2 separate regions of the Homo sapiens genome follow, and region 1 is linked to region 2. The links are chromatin loops, found by intact Hi-C in ENCODE. Cell type or tissue: PC-3. All regions are shown on one strand. Links, peaks and the distances in the headings refer to the core of each region. The heading gives the core; the rest is flanking DNA.

Region 1 (2,932 bases), core at 122-2,621, 70 kb before region 2:
CAAGGAACAAGACAGTCTCAACTTCTGTGAGTGTATAGATTAGGTGCAGGAAACCAAAGACATAATTATGAGGTAATGAGAAAATTACAGTAATAACATATATACAAATTGCCAAGGCGCACAGAGGAAGGAGAAATTTGTTGTTCCTCTGAATTTGGGGAAAGCTATAGATGGGGGGGATCCTGCCTAAAGAACCAATTAAATGTCATTATATCCTGTTTAACCATTCCCTGTCTTCCCAACACACTCAAACATCACTGTCCCCAAGGAGTGAGTTACCCAGTTGTTGCTACAAAGGCTGCTGGCTCTGCTAGTTGATGTGCTTCCTTTGTGGGAAAATTGAGGATGTTGTGTGATCCCCACTTTTTTCAGATAGGCACTCTACTGATCCCACTACTGTGTCCAAAATGCCACTGTTAGAATCATTCATTTGAAATTACATCAGTATCTTCAGAAAATTCCTGGTAATTGTGCATTTCCCACCTCATGTTTAGGTGCTTTGGGGGCACTTATGCATGTGTGCTGTGTAACTGATATGCAGTTTTGTGGTTGGGTAGCCAATTCGGCACAACCTAAAGTTTAGGAATGTATTCATATATTCTGGTGTCTGGCAGCCTCAGTTCAGATCCTGCTTCTGGCATTCCATTTACATTACTGTGCCTCAGTTTCTTCACCTCGAAAATGAAGATGCGAAGCCTCTGTGCTTAGCAAATAAACATTTCATAACTGAGATTATTATCTTTATAATCTGGATGAATGAAATAAAAGATCAATGGGAACACTTTCAAAACAAGGAAAAAGTATAAGGGCAGAGGTAACTGTTTTTAAATGAAAGCAAAAACAGTTCAAGACTGTTGGAGAGAATTGTGATCTCTTTTAGAGCCATATTATGTGTGAAATAATCCAGCTAAGAAGAAATAGGGACAGAGTGAGACACCAGCTTCCTGACAAAATTATTAAACTTACCTTCAAAACAACTGCAGAGCAAATCTATGAACTAGTGATTTCTACTATGCAAATTCTTTGCATCATTATACATGGAAATATTCTTTCAACCAGACACTCACACACACGCCAAACAAAAAAGCATGAACAAACATTATATATTTCAGCATACACTTTTTATCTAAAATTTCATTCTCAGCTAACTTTTATAAGCCCATAGTCTGATATGCATAATCATTAAGTCCTCCCATTTCATTTTATGAAGACATTTGTACTATTTTCTTAAGTAAACTCAGTATCATATCTATAATACAGGTTATTAAATTAAAAATGCATTTTTAAATTTAATGGTTTCAAATAATACCCTATAAATAATACTCTAAAATGCTTATTTTTTTTAGTCCTACCTCAAGCTGAATAAATTTTTATTCTCAGAATATTTTTGCCCCCCAAAAGCTCAACATCATTTCCTCATTCATAAAATTTTGTTACAAATTTGGGCTTCAGGACAGGGCAAGGACAAAAAGCAACATTACTAGCACTCTTAGAGCCAAAGTCTTTTGCTTTTCTTTACAAAATTCCTTACTTTCTTTGGAGATTAATGGGCTGTCAGTGGGTTCTGGACAATGACTAAAACTTTAAAATAAGGAAGGGTGACCCCTAGCGTTGGCCTTTAGAAACCAAATTCATGCAAAGTTTCAACAATGTGGGGAAGAATTCAATAACATGCATTATTTTAAAAAGTCAAAATACTGAATTTATTTACCTTAATTGCCTTTAGACACATAAATCGCTATTATTTAAGATATCATTCAAATGCTTTAAGAGAATCTTTCAAATGACAACAATTCCTCCCACAGAAACTCCCCTTCACTGATGAAAAGTGTACAAATCAAAAATGAATAACATAAAAGGAAAAGGCACAAGATTTGCTTGAGTGAGCAAAGAGAAAACTAGTCAAGGAAAAAAAATAAAGGCTAAATATTAACTCCACATTGTACTGAAGATGACAATTCATACTTAAGCCGCAGCATTAGACTTCTGTGAAGTATTTAGTAAGGAAATCTTGAGAGAATCATTTACTTCCTTACTAGTTTTTGCCTCAAAAAATTTACCTTCACAAGCTCAAGGTCATTAGTCCTGCAGAAGCAGGAAAATAGTTCAGCTTAAACACCTGTCACTTGTGACAAAATGAATGAAATGAGAGGTCAAAAGTGACTTACTGCATCATTTGAACTCATTGTCACTCAACAAGAGGAGATTTTGGCAAAAAGCGCACATGCTAGGACAGGGAAATCTTACATTTGAAGGGAAATTCTTCCTGGAGAAAAAAAATATACAGTATGTAGGAAAGCCCTGACATTCTTTCTTAATAAGTTTTATTGCCATTATTTACTAAATCTCTTGACTGGAGCTGGCTTGGCACCAGCACAGAGCTAAGCAAAAATTAGACGTTTCATGCTCCCCTTTTGAGTCTCAGGTGCCAAAGTGGCATAAGAGACGCTTAGGCAAAGTTTGTGCTGAGGACAGCTCTGCCACTTCCTTGTACTTGTACGGACATGAGAAGAAACAGTACAGAATGATGAGGGAATTAAGCATGAGAAGGAATTGGAATATGGCGATGAAACTGCCAATTTAATATGGTAGGTGGAATTTAAAAGGACAATAGAAATTTTATATTAACAATAACTGAAGACACATCATCCATCATCCATACAACACGGTTAGTTCTTAGGATTTGAATTTATTTTCTCACTGTTCTACTGCTTCCATGAAAAGAGAGCCTTTTGCTTGGTGAGATCTTTACAGTTGGTATCTTATGCTTTCTAAGTGCCAGTTCTACCAGCAAACATTTTGTGTTAGTCATTTAAACCCTCCAAAGTCCCTGAATTTGGTTGCAAGTAGATTTTTCTATTTATTTTTCTCCTATATCCTCTGACTTTATCCTGTAGTGGCCCCCTCACCTTTATCAGCAAAGGCATCCCTT
Region 2 (2,932 bases), core at 199-2,698:
GACCAAGAACAGAAATGCAGGCTGGTTTTAGAGAAACACTGGAACTAGGAAGCAGAAGACATAAAAATCCCAGGAAATTCCCTTCCTCCTCTCACTTCTGCTTCTTACTGAGCATTAAGTTCATTTATTCACCTCTTTCTCTGAACACCCCAGTGATATCATAACTAAGATATCTCTTCTACAGTGTCCTAAGATTACATCTTATTCATTCAAGTGACTCTCCTTGTTTTCAATTTAAATTTTACAGCCCAGATTTAAAGTCCCAGGAAAATAATGCTAATTAGGCCATCTTGATTCAGATGGTCACTGGATTAAAATAAACCATCATCAAAGAGGAAGAATCAGATTGTGCCAACAGGGCTATTATGGACCCACCCCCATGCTGCTATGGATTAGCCAAGTGATGAGAGGAGTAGTCAGGAAGGAGAAAAATATGAGAGACGGAACAACACTCTAATATGTCTACAAAAATAAAATATATATTCAAAAATCTACCAGAAAATGGAATTTAATGCTTTTCAGGTCTCTAGATTAAATATTAATTCATTCGTATACATTAAAGAGAAGAAACAATAAATGTAAAGATTTTATACTTTTTACTATATTAGAATTTTAATTCTGTTCCAGCCTGGGCAACATAGCAAGATTCCACTGCTACAAAATAATTTTTTTAATTAGCCAGTCATAGTGCATGTATGGAGTCCCAGGAGTTTGATGTTACAAAGCTATGATTGAGCCACTGCACTCCACCCTGGGCAAAAGAGCAAGACCCTGTCTGCCACTGCCTCCCCTCACCGACCAATCCACCACAAAAAAAATTATTTTAATTCTATGGACAATGAAATAGAACCAAAATAAGGGCAAGGTCAAACTAGAAGATATTAACAAATAAATAATACCCAAAAATCTAGATTATAAAGGAGCTCATACAAATAAGATAGATGGTCCTAGCAAAGATTTTTTTTTAAATAGGAATATGTTCAAAAATTCTTAATTCACAGTAATTATAGTCACAACATTTACAATGAAATTGATCTTTGAGATAAAACTGGTAAAAATCAACACAAAATTACTGAATTACTCATATATAAGAATGACTCATAGGACTATCAGTATTTGTGAATAAAGAGTTTTGGAAACCCCAAGTGAGATGACTAATTAGCAAAGATTGTAATGTCACTGGGACTGAGAGAGCTACAAACTTACCACAAAAGAAAGAGGGTTTATCAAGCAGGGGTATGTTGGCATGCAACAAAAGGAAACGGAGACCAAGAGGGCTAGATTCACAGGGAATCTCCACCATTGTCCTGGAGAGAGGATGTCTAGTCAGCTGACATGAGCTTCCTTGCCTATGTGAGAGATATGTCTGACAATGAGGAAATGATGCCTTAAAATTGATTGACATCACCACAAAACATTTCATTTCCCTGGCTAACACCACTCAGGAGCCAGTATACTCTAATCCCTGACAAACTGCTCAGGTCTCTTTGGAGAAAGCTACATTTTGCTGGTCAGAGTACCAGAGGGGAAAGTTACACAGAGATTCAGAAATCTTCACAGGATCTCCCTTCCCTCAAGGCTTTGGCTGAGTATTAATCAGGGTATTTCTGTGAGGAAACTCTCTGAGGATGGAAAAAGAACAACCCAAAAGGATTAGAGGAGAAAATTTACAGAGTTTTCACAGGGCCAAGAATAGTTTCTCTACCCACTAGTCAGAGTGGAAAATGGGGCATTGAGTAGTATATGCATAATGGCTTTTCTTCAGTAGCGTGACAAAATTAGCTGCTCTAATCCCACCTAACAAAGATTAAATTCAAGACCTGAAAGAACCCATCTGTTTCCGAGTAACTTAACTATGTCCCAGAACAAAGCTCAACAACATTTATAGTAATACAAAAATATCCATCACTCAATGAGGTAAATTTCACAAAGTCTGCCATACAAACATAAAAAAGCAGGAAAATAAGACTCATAACGAAGAGAAAAAATTAAATCAAAACTGACCCAGAAATTATGAAGATGATAGAACATATAAACAAAGACATTAAAACAGTTATTACAACTCTATCCAGGTGTTCAAGAACCAATAGGTCCCAGATATCTATGTTAGTTTTCTGCCTTAATGATGTGTCTAACACTGTCAGTAAGGTGTTAAGTCTCCCACAATTATTGTGTGGTTATCTAAGTCTCTTTATAGGTCTCTAAGAATTTGTTTTATGTGGCCCAATGTTGGCTGCCTAAATATTTAGGATAGTTAAGTTAAGTTAGGATAGTTAAGTTAAGTTAGGATAGTTAAGCTTAATAGAGGAAATATTAAGCATTTTAAATAGAAACATGGATGATATGAAGAAGACCTAACTCAAACCAGAGATAAAAATAGCAAAGTAAAAATAAGCTTTAATGCTTAATTCAAATCATACATAAAAATTAACTTAAATCATAGCCCTAAGTGTGAAAGTTAAAACTGTAAAACTTCTAGAATAAAATATAGTAGAAAATATTTGTGACCTTGCTATACTGTTTATATTGTTTTTTGTGTTATTTTTACATACTATGTAGAAAGCATGAACGTAAAAGAAAAACTGATGCTTGTACTCCATCAAGATTAAAAATGACTGCCCTTTGAAAGACACTTTGACAAAAATAAAAAGGCAAGATAAAGTCTGGGAGTAAACATTTACAGTACAAATTTCTGACAAAGGATTAGTTTCCAGAATATATAAAGACCTCTTACAACTAAATAATAAGAAAAACAATCAAATTTTAAATGGACAGAGAGTTGAACTGATGCATCACATAGAAAGATATATAAATTGCTAATGGGCATATGAAACATCATTAATCAACAGAAAAATCAAAATTAAGTCCACCAAATGCCCGTTAGAAATTGCTAAAGTTAAAAGTCTGACAATACAAAATACTGGCAAAAATG

The links. Hi-C counts contacts between places; a loop is a spot of excess contacts. Peaks named below come from ENCODE experiments on the same cell type or tissue, not always from the same donor. Only the 100,000 strongest peaks of a DNase experiment are listed, where the experiment ranks them.
Region 1: it touches region 2 in a loop (3-fold over the local background); 2 of 110 quality-filtered maps call a loop at or near these places.

The regions. Positions count from the first base shown.
Region 1 is chr6:128,724,494-128,727,425 of GRCh38, reverse strand. No RefSeq gene overlaps it. Among named protein-coding and RNA genes, the nearest start is that of LAMA2, 160 kb to the left of the region's middle. In PC-3, for the core only: a CTCF peak has its summit at 1,611 (motif pointing left); no DNase peak of the experiment used is centred there.
Region 2 is chr6:128,654,573-128,657,504 of GRCh38, reverse strand. The region is part of intron 1 of LOC105377998 (a long non-coding RNA gene); the gene reads right to left. Among named protein-coding and RNA genes, the nearest start is that of PTPRK, 140 kb to the right of the region's middle. RefSeq lists an enhancer at 770-1,969. In PC-3, for the core only: no CTCF peak of the experiment used is centred there; a DNase peak (open chromatin) is centred at 1,244; H3K27ac peaks cover 1,542 bases.